2 separate regions of the Homo sapiens genome follow, and region 1 is linked to region 2. Evidence: chromatin loops called from intact Hi-C (ENCODE). Cell type or tissue: endothelial cell of umbilical vein. All regions are shown on one strand.

Region 1 (8,000 bases), 82 kb after region 2:
TTTCAAGTTACGGTCTATACATGGACTCAGAAGAAAAGTTTTTGTCCTTGTACACAGACGGGAAAAGAAATCTCAGTATTAAAATTTAATATGTTTGCTTTTATTTTCAGGACAATTCCCCAGCAGTTTTGTGGAAATTGTGACCATTCCCAGTCTAAAAGAGGGAGAGAGGCTGTTTGTGTGCATTTGTGAATTCACATCCCAAGAGTTGGATAATCTTCCCCTCCATCGAGGTAAGCTGCTCATCAAATAGTAGACTATTTGAAATTAGATTTTTGGAGTCTGCCCGTTTCGACAACCAGATCCTTTTTGAATTTGTGAAGTGGCTTAACCTCTAGAGAGTCCTCGGCAATACCAAATAGCGTGGACGTAATGATGCCTTATAGTTTAGTACCATTTTAAAATTTCCAAGGTATTTTCTCACAAATATATTCTCATTTGATCCTCAGCACAGACCTGGGAGGTAGGAAAGTGGGGATTATTAACTGTATTTTATAAATAATGAGAGCAAAATTCAAAGACTGTTGGCCGAAGGTGGGAAGTCTTGGCCTCAGAATATGAACTGATCATATTCTAAGTCCAGTGTTATCTTTCCAATGCCCCCATGCTATAGCCACACTTCAGGCTCATGCTCTCTCTCTCTTTTTTTTTTTTTTTTTGAGACAGTAGTCTCACTCTGTTGCCCAGGCTGGAGTTCAGTGGTGCGATCTCAGCTCACTGCAACCTCTGCCTCCCAGGCTCAAGCAGTCCTCCCACCTCAGCTTCATGAGTAGCTGGGACCGCAGGCACGTGCTACCACGCTGGGCTAATTTTTAGTATTTTTGGTAGAGATGGGGTTTTGCCATATTGCCCAGGCTGGTCTCGAACTCCTAGGCTCAAACAATCTGCCTGCCTCGGCCTCCCAAAGTGCTGGGATTACAGGCATGAGTCACTGCGCCTGACCAACTTCAGGCTTTATTTCTCTTTTTTTCTTTTAAAAACTGATACGGGGCGTGGGCGGAGGGAGAAAAAAATAACTGGGTACGGCTTTGCTAACAATATTACCATTTATTAATGTATAATAGTAGAGCAGGAATTTTGATGTGGAAATTAAGAGATAGGTGCAAAACATCCGCATTTTACTACTGTCTTATCAGAGCCAGTTTAAAAGGAAGTGATTTAAAACAGATAGTCATACTTAGCCAGGCATGGTGGTATGCACCTATAGTCCTAACAACTCAGGAGGCTGCAGCAAGAGGATCGCTTGAGTTGGAAGCGTCAGTGAGCTATGATCACATCACTGCACTCCAGCCTGGGTGACAGAGCGAGACCCTGTCTCAAATAAATAATACATAAATATATAAATATAAATTAAAACAGGTAGTCATAGCTATCTCTCAGTGATTTTCCAAGTATTTCTCCCTTCTTGCACTCTGATTAGATGAACAAACTATAAACCATTTCAACAAGTATCCTTAAGTCCATTCTGCATAAACAGAGAAACCAGTAGTGTCTAAAAGACAGAAGCTTCTGATCAATCCAATTTTGTGATGACTCAGTCATCAAAACAGTAGAACTTATTAGGTGTGTTATTAATATCATTACTTGCTCTTTGGCATATGGCACAAAAGGGACAGGCTTCATTTCTTAAATCATGTACACACATACCCACACACACACACACACACACACACACACACCCAGAAAAACCTATCAAACTTCTCTAACCCTTAGTGATAAGAATGGAATAATGGATTTTGACCTTAATCCTCAAAATCTATTTTGAGAATTTCTTTATTTTTAGATTTTGTTTTATTTTGTTTATTTATTTATTTGTTTGTTTTTTGAGACGGAGTCTCATTCTGTCGAGGCTGGAGTGCAGTGGCATGATCTCGGCTCACTGCAACCTCCGCCTCCCAGGTTCAAGCGATTCTCCTTCCTCAGCCTCCTGAGTAGCTGGGACTACAGGCACCTGCCACCACACCCAGCTAATTTTTGTATTTTTAGTAGAGATGGGGTTTCACCATCTTGGTCAGGCTGGTCTTGAACTCCTGATCTTGTGATCTGCCCACCTTGGCCTCCCAAAGTGCTGCGATTATTTATTTTTTATTATACAAATTTTATTTTATTTTTTAAGACACAGGGTCTCACGTTGTTGCCCAGGCTGGTCTGAAACTCCTAGCCTCAAGTGATGCTACCACCTCAGTCTCCCGAGTAGCTGGGATTACAGACCTTACTTAACTTTAAGAAGTATCATTAGGATTGATAAGAGGCTGGGTATAGTGGCTCATGCCTGTAATCCTAGCATTTTGGGAGGCCAAAGGCAAGAGTATCCCTTGAGCCCAAGAGTTTGAGATCAGCCTGGGCAACATGGCAGGACGCTGTCTCTACAAAAAAAAAAAAAAAAATTAAATTAGCCAGGCATGGTGGTGCATACCAGTGGTATATGCCTGTGGTCCCAGCTACTCAGGAAACTGAGGCAGGAGCCTGAGCCCAGGAGGTTGAGGCTGCAGTGAGCTGTGTTTACGCCACTACACTCCAGCTTGGGCAACAGAACAAGACCTTGTTTCAAAAAAAAAACAAAACGTATTAACGAGAGAAAACGCCACCACGCTCTGTTGTTTTGAGAGTTTCTTACACTTCACTTTATACTCAGTCTCTACTTCAGCTCTATGCTTTCTTGTTAATCAGTGTTGGGAAGGTAGACAGAAATAGATTAAGAGATTATAGCAGGGACCTTATCTGTCCTTACTCATAGCTCTCCCAGTGGAGTCTGTAGTCCATATCTGATGGAATGGAGAAAGGACAAGAGTACAGTGGCTTCCGCTGAGCTGTTCAGAGGATGTGGGTAGCATGAACTTTTCTTAGGAAGCATGCCATCCGAGAGATTCTCAGAAAGAATCTGGCATCGTGAGTCACCTGTCTGAAGACTGACTCAAGGTCAGGCCAGGACCTGGAATCTAGATTTTATCTTGACTACCTTTTAACCAGTTAAGCCTAATAAGCTTAAAGATGTAAGTGGAATCCAAAGGAAGAGGATGTGGGCAGGGGGATACACTGGGAAAGAGAGACTAGAATGAGATGTACTAATTATCCATGGTTTTATCTTGTTCTCCTCTCTGTGATAATCTACTGCCAGTAAACACACTGACCAGTCAGCTTTCCTTCTATGCCTTTCACGTTTTTTTTTTAGCTCTGTCTTTTAATTTGGAAACACAAGGCTTGGAGGATGGAGAAGTTAGTTATACCTATGCAATTTGCCTTTTTCTGGGAAACTTAGCTTGTGCACAAATGATTTTAATTTCTCTTTTTGTATACGTGACAAGTCACATCAACAGGTATTTACTGGTGGGAAACAAAATCACTAAAAAATGAAAGTATTGTTTTATGCCAGATATGCAAGTTTATCAGACTTGCATCTAGGTTTCCTGTTTTTTAAGTCTAGTGCTTGGGATGGCGCTTCAACTTCCTAGACTGAAAATCACTTTTTCCATTAGATCAGTGTGTCTGTAAATGAAATGTTGATGATGGAATAGGTCAGGAGGGGATTTGGAAACCTTAAGAGTATGTGGGGCCAGGCATGGTAGCTCAAGCCTGTAATCCCAGCACTTTGGGAGGCCTAGGCGGGTGGATCACCTGAGGTAAGGAGTTCGAGACCAGCCTGGCCAACATGGTGAAACCCCATCTTTACTAAAAATACAAAATTAGCTGGGCATGATGGTGCATACCTGTAATTGCAGCTACTTGGGAGGCTGAGGCAGGAGAATTGCTTGAACCCGGGAGGTGGAGGTTGCAGAGAGCCAAGATTGCGCCACTGCAGTCCAGCCTGGGCAACAAGAGCGAAACTCCATCTCAAAAAAAAAAAAAAAAAAGTATGTGAGATAATGTTTGAGATCTGTTGTGTTTTACCACGTGCCTTTTTAGTTCACTGTTACTTACTTACCTTTAAGAAGTATCATTAGGATTAATAAGAGAAAAAATATATGTGTAATTTATAGATGTCTATATGTATTTAGAGCAGGCAGTATAGCTTAGGGGATAAGAATTCTGACAGGCCTAAGTTTAAATCCAAGTCCACCACTTAATAGCTGTGACCTTGGACTAGTTACTTAAGTCTCTCAGCCTCAGTTTTCTTATCTACAAAATGAGGATAATAATATAATACCTACCTCAGGGTGATTGTGAGGATTAGATGAGGTTGTACATGGAAAGCATGTGGTAGTAGGTAAGCGCTCAGTAAATGCTAGCTATTCTTATTAGTCTTAACCTGGGCGCCTGGGCTTCATTGATGTGCTTTGGGTATCTTGTTTCTGGGATAAGTCTGTGAAGTTTTGTGTGTCTGTTCTCAGAGAGATTCTATGTGAAATCAGAACCACTGATCTTTGTTCCAGCAGATGTCACCCTTCTTCCTTTTCCTGAAGCTATGTAATTGTTTTGGACTATTCCTACTGTTTTGAGTTAAAATATATATATATATATATATTTTTTTTTTTTCCTTGGGCTGGAGTCTCACACTGTCGCCCAGGCGGGAGTGCAGTGGCGCAATTTCTGCTCACTGCCACTTCCGCCTCGTTGGTTCAAGTGATATTCATGCCTTAGCCTCCCGAATAGCTGGGATTACAGGTGTGTGCCACCACACCCAACTAATTTTTGTATTTTTAGTAGAGACAGGGTTTCACCATTTTGGCCAAGCTGGTCTCGAACTCCTGACTTCAAGCAATCCGCCTGCCTCGACCTGCCAAAGTGCTGGGATTACAGGCATGAGCCACCACGCCTGGCCTCGAGTTATATTTAAACTGAGAAACAAGTCTGTCTCTTAGAAGAAGAATCAAAACAGGTGGCCAGTGCCCCTGACTATCCTAAAAAAAAAACAAAAACAGGAGAAAAGAAAGGTGGGGGGTGGAGGGGAGTAAAGAACAAAGCCAAAATAAGAGATTAGTGCAAGGAGGCTGGGCGCAGTGGCTCACGCCTGTAATCCCAGCACTTTGGGAGGCTGAGGCGGGTGGATCACGAGGTCAGGAGTTTGAGATCAACCTGGCCAAGATGGTGAAACCCCATCACTACCAGCATGGTGGCAGGCACCTGTAATCCCAGCTCCTCGGGAGGCTGAGGCAGGAGAAATTGCTCGAACCCGGAAAGCAGAGGTTGCAGCGAGCCGAGATCGCACCACTGCACTGCAGCCTGGGCGACAGAGCAAGTCTCTGTCTCCAAAAAAAAAAAAAAAAAAAAAAAAGAGAGAGAATAGGACAAGGAAAAGACAGAGAGGAGAGAAACAAGTTAGTGCATATTATGACAAGTGATAAAATATCACTAATAATTGCCTCACGTAAGACAGAATCCTCATCCCTTGCCTATAACCTGCCCCCTCAAACAACAGGCCAATAAAAAATAAATTGACCAGTGGTATTCATCAGTCAAAGCACATGTGTTATAAATTTGTGATGCCATGAATGTGAACTCTCAGGAAAGAAGTTCTGACATGGCTCGTATGGAAACCTGAATAAAATACTCTACGTGGTCAGGCTGCATAAAGCACATAGTTCCCCTGGCATTTAGAGACAGCCCAAAAGGAGTCCGTGAGGAACCCAGGACTGCAGTCAGACTGCTCATATCCGATTCTAAGAAGACCTGCACTCCTTTTTACCATTTTATTCCTAATGCATTTCCTGTTCAAATAAAAAATCCAACCAGAGGAAACAAGCAGTGTGGCTGGGATTAATTGTGCATGAGTCAAAGGCTCAGGCTGACCCTAAGGGTCACCACACTTCCTATTTTTCTGTTCTCAAAATCTGGTCTTGCTCGTGCAGGAGTTCCTCATATTGGCATTTCAGAAGTCTGGGAATGACCACTAGTTATTCTGGAGATACCAATCTAATGGAAAAAGTGATCCGTTCCTAAGGAATCACCTAGGACCCCAGGGGAATAGCTTGTATGACTCTTTCTGATGAAAAACAGAGACTTACGGTTCAGTAACAGGGCTATAAAACAGGGGCATTGAGGCAGAATATGGTGACCCACACCTTTAATCTCAGCAGTTTAGGAGGCCTAGGTGGGAGGATCACTTGAGCCCAGGAGTTTGAGGCCAGCTTGGGCAACAAATGAGACCCCATCTCCACAATAACAAAAAAAAAAATTAGCTGGGCACAGTGGCACACACCTGTAGTCCCAGCTACTCAGGAGGCTGAGGCAGGAGGATTGCTTGAGCCTGGGAGGTCAAGGCTACAATGAGCAGTGATTGAGCCACTGCCCTCCAGCCTGGGTAACAGACTGAGACCCTGTCTCAAAAAATAATAATAATCAAATGAATTTTAAAATAAAAAGGGTATTGAACTAAATAATCTCTAAAGTACTTTCCAGGTTCTAAATTGTGTATGTTTTTCAAGATTCACCTTTACTGTGTAGAAATAACCAATAAAATAGCAGTCCATCAGGTAATAAAGCTTATCAAAACAGTTATCCTGTTGAAAATAGATAGGAAAACAAGCCTTATTATATGGGTTCAGGGGGATCTGACAAAACAAGGAAAATAGCATAATTCTACAGCTTTAAGAAAGCCAGTTGATTTCAAAGCCAGCAGAGTGGGAGTTATGGCACGCTTTTATTCTTCCCCTTCACCAAGAGGCCCATTGTGTCTGAACAGCAGTCAGTCACCAGTGCATTCCCTCTGTGTTCTCGATGGATGGCCTTAGGGCCAGAGGGGGAAAAATTACTTGTGGTTTTTTGTTTGTTTTTTTTTTTGAGACGGAGTCTCGCTCTATCGCCCAGGCTGGAGTGCAGTGGCACAATCTCGGCTCACTGCAAGCTCCGCCTCCCAGGTTCACACCGTTCTCCTGCCTCAGCCTCCCTGGTAGCTGGGACTACAGGCGCCCGCCACCACACCCGGCTAACGTTTTGTAATTTTAGTAGAGACAGGGTTTCACCGTGTTAGCCAGGATGGTCTCAATCTCCTGACCTCGTGATCCCCCTGCCTCGGCGTCCCAAAGTGCTGGGATTACAGGCGTGAGCCACTGCGCCCAGCCTTGTGATTTTTTAGGACCCCAACTTCTGACCAAGGGATAGGGAATCATAAGTTAAAGGAATGTAGAAATACAGGACCAAGACCCTATTTTTGGGGAACACTGAAACCAAATAATATCAAATTTGTGAAAATATTTTGGGCAACTCTCTCTAAGTGTAAAATCTTATGTTAGGTGCTGTATAGTATATAAAAATACAAGTGTCAGAATTCATGATATAGACAATAATTTCTTTTCTAGGCTATAGACAGCCAAGATGAATGTGAGCTTCTAAGGTTTTTTAGAGAAGCAAGCCTAGGTTTCAGATGGAGAGACAGTGTAACTGGAGTAAGGCTTTGGGGTTAATAATGATGCGGCTTCATAACAATAAAAACCTCCTTGTGTGGAATAGGGTCTCATATCATAGGTGAGATAATATTGGATAGTTGGAGAAGGGGAAAGTTGTGACTGGATAATCATGAATGTAAGTTTGCTTTGGGGTGAAAGCATAAGTCTTTTGGTAGCTCAGTAAACCTCTACAGAGAGTGTCCAGAGCAAATTTATTTTTTATATATTTTGGGTAATAAGAATAGGATTACTGAGGAAGAAGCCATTAGCAGTAGGCTCCTTGTGCTTCATGGTAAAAGTTTGGCCCGGGGAGGGAGATGGTAAAACTGGTGCATTTGTAATCTTGATTTGTCATGAATCAATTGGTAGACTTGAAGAAATAATGCGTGGGGACAAGATTTCAAAGGGTGAGATGGTGGGAATTGGACCAGGGTCGTAGCATAGAGCAATTAGTAGAAGGAAGAGGCCGGGCACAGTGGCTCATACCTGAAATCCCAGCACTGTGGGAGACTCAGGCGGGTGGATCACTTGAGTCCAGGAGTTCGAGACCAGCCTGGGCAACATAGTGAGACCCTGTCAAAATAAAAATTAGGTATGGTGGCGCATGCCTGTAGTCTCAGCTACTTAGGAGGCTGAGGTGGGACAATCAGTTGAGCCCGGGTGGTCAAGGCTGCAGTA
Region 2 (8,000 bases):
TAGAAAAACAGGCTTCTTTTGAATTTTATTTTTCCCTTGCCATACTTTTGAAGATGATAAAAGAAATTTTTTTGTTTTTTGAGGCAGAGTCTCGCTCTGTCGCCCAGGCTGGAGTGCAGTGGTATGAGCCACTGCAACCAGCCCAATAGAAGAAATATTAAAAATAAGATTCTCACTGGGCACAATGGCATATGCCTGTAATCCCAGCACTTTGGGAGGCTGAGCTGGGAGAATTGCTTGAGGTCAAGAGTTCAAGACCATGCTGGTCAACATAGCAAGACCTCCATCTCTACAAAAAATAAAAATAATAAAATTTACCAGTCACAGTGGTGTGTGTCTATAGTCCCAGCTATTCAAAAGGCTGAGGCAGGAAAATTGCTTGAGTCTGGGAGTTCAAGGTTGCAGTGAGCTATGATAGCACCACTGCACTCTAGCCTGGGCAACAGAATGAGACCCTATCTCAAAAAAAGAGATAGGACTCTCAAAATCGTATCTTTACTGGTCATGTAGTCCAGCCTTCCCATTGAATATAAGATTACACCCATATAACACCACCGGCAGCTTTTTGTCCAACCCAGGGCCTCCATGTTCAGTGGTACAGGTTTTGCACTGTACATCTGCGTGGCCTTTCCAGGCTTCTGATCTAGTCTGTGCTTGAGTGCTCACAATTGCATAAAGCAGTCCATTCCTTTTTTTGTAGCTCTGTTTCTCTCAACAGATTTGTTTGTTTGTTTGTTTGTTTGTTCTATTTGAGACAGAATCTTGCTCTGTCACCAAGGCTGGAGTGCAGTGGCGCGATCTCGGCTCACTGCAGCCTCCACCTCTCACGGTCCAGCAATTACCCTGCCTCAGCCTCCCAAGTAGCTGAGACTACAAGCATGTGCCACCACGCCTGGCTAATTTTCGTATTTTTAGTAGAGATGGGGGTTTCACCATGTTGGCCAGGCTGGTCTCAAACTCCTGACCTCAGGTGATCCACCCACCTGGGCCTCCCAAAGTGCTGGGATTACAGGCATGAGCCACCGCACCTGGCCTCAGTAGGTTTTATTTCTGTCTAGCAAAATCTGCCTCCCTGCAACTTAAACCCATACTTCTCATTCTTATTTCTTTAGATAGACATCATTTCTTCACAGTGGCCTTTCAAATATCAAAACTGTGGTCTCATGTAGTTTCTTTATTAGGCAAAACATTCACAGACCTTTCAACCTTTCCTCTCTCCTAGTGATCCTTTACTGGAGGGGAGTTTGTATTAAACTACAGGGTCTAGAATTACATTTAACATGTTCAGTGTAGAGCACAGTAAAATTCCTGCTTCGTAGGAGCTGAGGCCGTACTCCTATTAAGATAGTCCACAAATGATTTAAATCTTTACTAGTTTCATGCTATTAAGAAAAGCCAGGCTGGGGGCAGTGGCTCATGCCTGTAATCGCAGCACTTTGGGAGGCTGAGGCGGAAGGATCACTTGAGCCCAGGAGTTTGAGACCAGCCTGGGCAACATAGTGAGAACCGGACTCTGTTTATTTATTTTGAAAAAGAAAAGACGGCCGGGCTCGGTGGCTCATGCCTGTAATCCCAGCACTTTGGGAGGCCAAGGCTGGCAAATCACCTGAGGCCAGGAGTTTGAGACCAGCCTGGCCAACATGGTGAAACCCCGTCTCTACTAAAAATATAAAAATTAGCTGGGTGTGGTGGTGCACGCCTCTAATCCCAGCTACTTGGGAGGCTGAGGCAGGAGAATTGCTTGAACCCAGGAGGTAGGGGTTGCAGTGAGCTGAGATCATACCACTGCATTCCAGCCTGGGCAACAGAGTGACAGAGTGAGACTCCATCTCAAAAAAAAAAAAAAGCCAACGGGCTCAGCGGCTCACGCCTGTAATCCCAGCACTGGGAGGCTGAGGCGGGCAGATCACCTGAGGTCAGGGGTTCGATATTAGCCTGGCCAACATGATGAAACCCCGTCTCTACTAAAAATACAAAAATTAGCTGAGCATGGTGGCACGCACCTGTAATCCCAGCTACTTGGGAGACTGAGGCAGGAGAATTGCTTGAACCTGAGAGGCAGAGGTTGCAGTGAGCTGAGATCACACCACTTCACTCCAGCCTGGGTGACAGAGCAAGACCCCGTCTCAAAAAAAAAGAAAAGCCAACCTTGTAGTCAGATAAAAACCCTAGCTTATTTGGGACAGATTTTTAATCAGTAGACTGAGTTATATCTTTGTGACTTTCAGGTGACCATGGTGATTACTTCCGGCTGCTGCTTCCAGGTATCTACACTGTTAGTGCCACAGCACCTGGGTATGACCCAGAGACAGTAACTGTGACCGTGGGTCCTGCGGAACCAACGTTGGTGAGTTAGGCTGAGCTTGACGGTGCACTGTAGAGATCACTTATACAGTCTTTTTTTGGAGGACAGTGTCCTGCTCTGTCACCCAGGCTGGAGTGCAGTGGCACCACTGTGGCTCACTGCAGCCTCGATCTCCTGGGCCGAAGCAATCCTGCCGCCTAAGCCTCCCGAGTAGCTGGGAGTGAGTATAAGCACACACCACCATGCCCGCCTAATTTTTCTTTTTTTAGAAAAAGGATTTCGTCATGTTACCCAGGCTGGTCTTGAACTCCTGGGCTCAAGTGATCTGCCTGCCTCAGCCTCCCAAAGTGCTGAGATTACAGGCATGAGCCACCACCCTTGGCCCTTGCAAAATCTTAAGTGATTGCACAGCTCTAATCTTTGCCCAGCTTCTTTCTTTTACTGTTTTTTAAAGAATTAATTGCTCGCACATCCTAATTTTTGTTCTGTCACTCTCCTGTTATATCCTTCCTCACTTCCTTTTGGCTTTTCCTCTTCTGTCTAACATAGCATAGTGATTTAAAGCACTGTCTAGTTCTAAATTCAGCTCATTTGCCCACAGACCTTGGACAAATTACCTAATCTCTCTTATTCTCAGTAAATTGGTAATAATAGTGCCTCCTTCACCAGAGGCTGAAATGAGAACATGCACATAAAGCCTTTAGTATGCAGGGGCCAAATCAACTCTCAAAAGGCAGATTAATTGGAGAAAAGCCATACCAATTTATTTTTATTTTATTTTATTATTATAATTATTATTGTTATTTTGAGAGGGGGTTTCGCTCTTGTTGCCCAGGCTGGAGTGCAATGGCATGATCTCGGCTCACCGCAACACCCGCCTCCCAGGTTTAAGTGATTCTCCTGCCTCAGCCTCTTGAGTAGCTGGGATTACAGGCATGTGCCACCATACCTGGCTAATTTTTGGTGGGTTTTTTTTAGTAGAAATGGGGTTTTTCCATGTTGGTCAGGCTGGTCTCGAACTTCTGACCTCAGGTGATCTGCCCACCTCGGCCTCCCAAAGTGCTGGGATTACAGGCATGAGCCACCATGCCCGGCCTGTTTTTTCTTTTTTTGTTTTGTGTGAGCATACCAATTTATTTAACGTGTATACACAGGAGCCTTCAGAATGAAGGCCCAAAGATACCGGGGAAATTGTCCACTTTTATGTGTAGGTTCAACAAAGTAGGTACAGCTAGGTAATAAATGCAACTGGACAAAAAAAGTATCAGCTAATGCTATGCACTGAGTGAAGAAATCTAGCAAGGCCTATCTTTCCAGATTCTTCTGGGCTCTCTGACCATGAATTTCTTCCTTCTGTGTGTGGGTCAGTACCCTCTCTGGAAAGAGGGACTCATGACCTATAGTCAAACAAGGTAGGGTCTTATGACCTACAGTCAAACAAGGGAGGTCAGATATGTCCTCCTCCTCCTCTCTTTCTTCTCCTCCTCCTTCTCCTTGACCTACAGTCAAACAAGATAGGTCAGATATCTCCTCCTCTTCCTTGTCCTCCTCCTCTTCCTCCTCTTCTTCTTTCATAGAGACAGGGAGTGTCTCTGTCCCTCAGGCTGTGCACTGGCGTGATTATGGCTCACTGCAGCCTCAGACTCAAGAGATCTTCTGCTTCATCTTTCCAAGTAGCTGGGACTACAGGCACATGCCGCCATGTCCAGCTAATTTTTTTTTTTTTTCGACAGAGTCTCGCTCTGCCACCCAGGCTGGAGTGCAGTGGCTCAATCTCGGCTCACTCCAACCACTGTCTTTTGGGTTCAAGCAATTCTCCTGCCTCAGCCTCCCAAGTAGCTGGGATTACAGGCATGTGCCACCATCTTCAGCTATTTTTTGTATTTTTAGTAGAGACAGGGGTTTGCCATGTTGGCCAGGCTGATCTTGAACTCCTGACCTCAGGTGATCTGCCCACCTCGGCCTCCCAAAGTGCTAGGATTACAGACGTGAGCCACCGCACCCGGCCATTTTTATTTTTATTTTTTGAGACTAGAGTCTTGCTCTGTTGCCCTGGCTGGAGTGAATGGCACATTCTCGGCTCACTGCAACCTCCGCCTCCCGGGTTCAAGTGATTCTCCTGCCTCAACCTCCCAAGTAGCTGGGACTACAGGCATGTGCCACCACGCCCAGCTAATTTTTGCATTTTTAGTAGAGACGGGTTTTCACCATGTTGGCCAGGCTGGTCTTGGACTCCTGACCTCAGGTGATCCACCCTCCTCGGCCTCCCAAAGTGCTGAGATTACAGGCGTGAGCCACTGCACCTGGCCTAATTTTTGTTATTTTTTGTAGAGACGGGTTCTCTGTGTAGCCCAGGCTGGAGGGCAGTGGTACAGTCATGGCTCACTGCAGCCTTGAACTCCTGAGTTCAAGAGATCCTCACACCTTGGCCTTCCAAAGCACTGGGATTACAGGCGTGAGCCACTGTGCTCCCTCCGCCTAGACTGTGATCGGCCTAAATCTGATGGTTTCTTTAAGACCAGTTTTTACAGAGAAGGCAGCGGGCTTGCATTCTTCTGTGCCACTGGCAAGGACTGCCACCAGAGGGCGCTCTACCATCCCTTCTGGTGCTCCCTGGGCCCTGATCTTGCTTTCCACTCATGCCGCAAAAAGCCAGCTACTCTTCAAGATTAAACTCTCCAGGGCTTTCTTTTATAGATAGGATGAGAAGCAAAGAACTTCTTTGATTTTACAGCCTGGATCTTTTCAGTTTTGGTTGTATTAAGATCTCAGAGCTAACAGAGCTCAGAGATCGTAGACACTAATCCTCAGATTTCTCAAATGAGGACAAAATAATGAGGCAGTCCTATTTAACAGACATCTACAGATCTCATTTCCTAAAAGTCAGCCTTTCCTAGGGCCGCCTCACTCCTGTACACAACCCTTAGTAGACCCTCCCACCACCTTTCCCTATTAACACAATGCAGTCCAGTCAAGCTTGTCTTTTACTATTTATTGAATAAGTACTATGTATGACATGATATGAGAGCTTTCCAGCATTATCTCATTTAACCTTCACAACAACCCTGTGAGGTAGATGCAAGTATCCCCATTTGTGGCTTAGAGAAGATAAAAGAAACTTGTGTAATATCACATAGCAAGTGGTGGGAGTCAGGATTCGAACCTATATCAGGCTCTCTGGCTCCCTTCTTAGCCAATGTGTTACAGAACTCATACTAAGTGTACAACCTGTGTTTGTAGCTCCTTATTGTAACACAAGGATCAGGAGAAAGAACTATGCTTTAAGTCCTTTGAGAATTTCCAGATAGTTTCTTCCTCCATCCCCTCCCCTAGTCCCATCTCCTAAATAATGTAAATTACTTCTGCTTACAGTTGCAGGAAACAGAGAGTAAATCTTTCATTGCAGCCTATGAGCTGATCTGGGGTCCTCTTTCCCTTTTTTCTTGTTATATCCTAAAATTGAATGACTGTTAAGCAGCTACATATATAAGTTTTGCATTACCAGCAAGTCTGTTCAACGCCAAATTCAAACAACTGCACGTCCTCTTGAGTAACACACTCAATTTCAAAGGATTTTGCCCCCCTTTTCACATATTCTTTAAATAAATTAACATAACCCATCATTATGTCAAATATACTCAGAGGAGAAAAGATGTCTGTCATTTGGATACAATTTCCAGACACAGTAACAACTAAAAACCCATTTATTGATCACAAAGGAGTCTATCTCCCTTCCCAGTCTAAAGCAGATATCCATCTGTCTGGGAAAGAAAAAAGGAAAAAAATATTGCCCAGGTGTGGTGGTTCACACCTGTAATCCCAGCACTTCAGGAGGCTGAGGCAGGCGGATCACTTGAGGTCAGGAATTCGAGACCAGCCTGGCCAACATGGCGAAGCCCTGTCTCTACTCAAAATACAAAAATTAGCCAAGTGTGGTAGCTCATGCCTGTAATCCCAGCTCCTTGGGAGGCTGAGGCAAGAGAATTGCTTGAACCCAGGGGGCGGAGGTTGCAGTGAGCCGAGATTGTGCCGCTGCACTCCAGCCTGGGTGACAGAGCAAGACTCCATCTCAAAAAAAAAAAAAAAGATTGTTTACTACAGAGTTTCCAGCTTTAAAATGTCTCAGCTGGGTGCGGTGACTCATACCTGTAATCTCAGCACTTTGGAAGGCTGAGGCTGGCAGATCACTTGAGCCCAGGGGTTTGAGACCAGCCTGGGCAACATGGCGAAATCATATCTCTACAAAACAGTTCAAAAATTAGCCGGGCATGGTGTCATGCACATGTAGTGCCAGCTACTTGGGAGGCTGAGGTGGGAGGATCACTTGAACCCAGGAGATGGAGCCTGCAGTGAACCGTGATTGCACCACTGCACTCCAGCCTGGATGACAGAGTAAGACCTTATCTCAAAATAAAAATAAAATGAAATAAAATATCTTCCGGGGCCCAGTGTTTTCTTTGCTTTTCCCCAAGGCCTTCCACATGTCACCACTCCTTTCCTTTTCCTCTGTCCTTGCCTCATTTTCTTGTCTCTCTTCTCTCTCATTTTTTTCTGTCTAGATTCCTATGTTACTAAATAGGAATTGGTAAATAATACAGCACAGTTGGCTCTGATTCTCCCCTTCCCTCCTGGAGGAACTAGCAGAAAAACTGGCTATCAATTTTTGCGGAAGGGGCAGGAAATAACCCTACAGAGAGGCCTCTTAGTCAGTGACATGTTTTTTAACTCCCAGCTGGCTTCAGGGGCTCAAGCTGTTCCAAGGGTGGGAAAGCCCAGGCCTGCCCCAGAGGAGTGTGGTTAGGACACTGTGCCACTCCCTCTCCTTCCTCTTCAGCCTGGGATAGTTCTACGGCTCTTCCACACCCAGAATGTCCCACATTTGTCAGTGAAAAGTATCTTTCCATCTGCGTGCTGTGGCCAGAAGAGAGGTTGCAATGTAGTGCTTGAAAGGATGCATTAACACACATGGAAATTTCCAGTTTAAGAATCCAAGCAGGATGTGGTGGCATGTGCCTGTAATCCCAGCTACTCAGGAGGCTGAGAGGCTGAGGCAGGGGGATCTTGAACCCAGGAGTTTGAGTCCAGCCTGGACAACATAACAAGACCCCATCTCTAAAATTAAAAAAAAAAAGAAAAGTAAAATAAATCCCCAAGTCCATACCAACACTCTTTATCATCTCTACTATCTTTGAAGTCAAACAAGTAGGCAGAAGGTTTAGTTCTGAAGCATGGTGACACTTACTGGCATGCCTGAGCATGGCACCTGTGAGTCACCCAGGCAGCATAAAGAAGATTGTTACAGCACCGTCAATCATGGCTCTTGTCCTAAGTGGCAGTATTGGTGAAATCATATTTGATGTGTAGATATATTTTTCTTTCTTTTCTTTACTTTTTTTTTTCTTTTTGAGATGGAATCTCACTCTGTCACCCAGGCTGGAGTGCAGTGGCGTGATCTTGGCTCTCTGTAACCTCTGCCTGCTGAGTTCAAGCAGTTCTCCTGCCTCAGCCTCCCGAGTAGCTGGAACTATAGGCATGTGCCACCAGCCCAGCTAATTTTTGTATTTTCAGTAGAGACGGGGTTTCACCATGTTGGCCAGGCTGGTCTCTAACTCCTGATCTCAAGTGATCTGCCCGCCTCAGCCTCCTAAAGTGCAAGGATTACAGCCACCATGCCCAACCTAATTTTTTTCTTTTT

Evidence for each region. A loop is a pair of places that touch in the nucleus more often than their neighbours do. Peaks named below come from ENCODE experiments on the same cell type or tissue, not always from the same donor. Only the 100,000 strongest peaks of a DNase experiment are listed, where the experiment ranks them.
Region 1: a loop joins it to region 2, with 8 times the contacts of the local background. A loop is called at or near these places in 36 of 110 quality-filtered maps.

What each region holds. Positions count from the first base shown.
Region 1 is chr10:99,961,348-99,969,347 of GRCh38, reverse strand. It overlaps DNMBP (dynamin binding protein), which reads left to right. Exons shown (of 17, transcript NM_015221.4): 3 at 111-233. Among named protein-coding and RNA genes, the nearest start is that of DNMBP-AS1, 38 kb to the right of the region's middle. In endothelial cell of umbilical vein, no CTCF peak of the experiment used is centred here; DNase peaks (open chromatin) are centred at 2,827, 3,427, 4,337 and 5,377; H3K27ac peaks cover 6,359 bases.
Region 2 is chr10:100,043,105-100,051,104 of GRCh38, reverse strand. CPN1 (carboxypeptidase N subunit 1) reads left to right here. Exons shown (of 9, transcript NM_001308.3): 8 at 2,229-2,347. Among named protein-coding and RNA genes, the nearest start is that of CPN1, 35 kb to the left of the region's middle. RefSeq lists an enhancer at 5,923-6,749. In endothelial cell of umbilical vein, a CTCF peak has its summit at 4,879 (motif pointing right); DNase peaks (open chromatin) are centred at 4,904, 6,444 and 7,144; H3K27ac peaks cover 849 bases.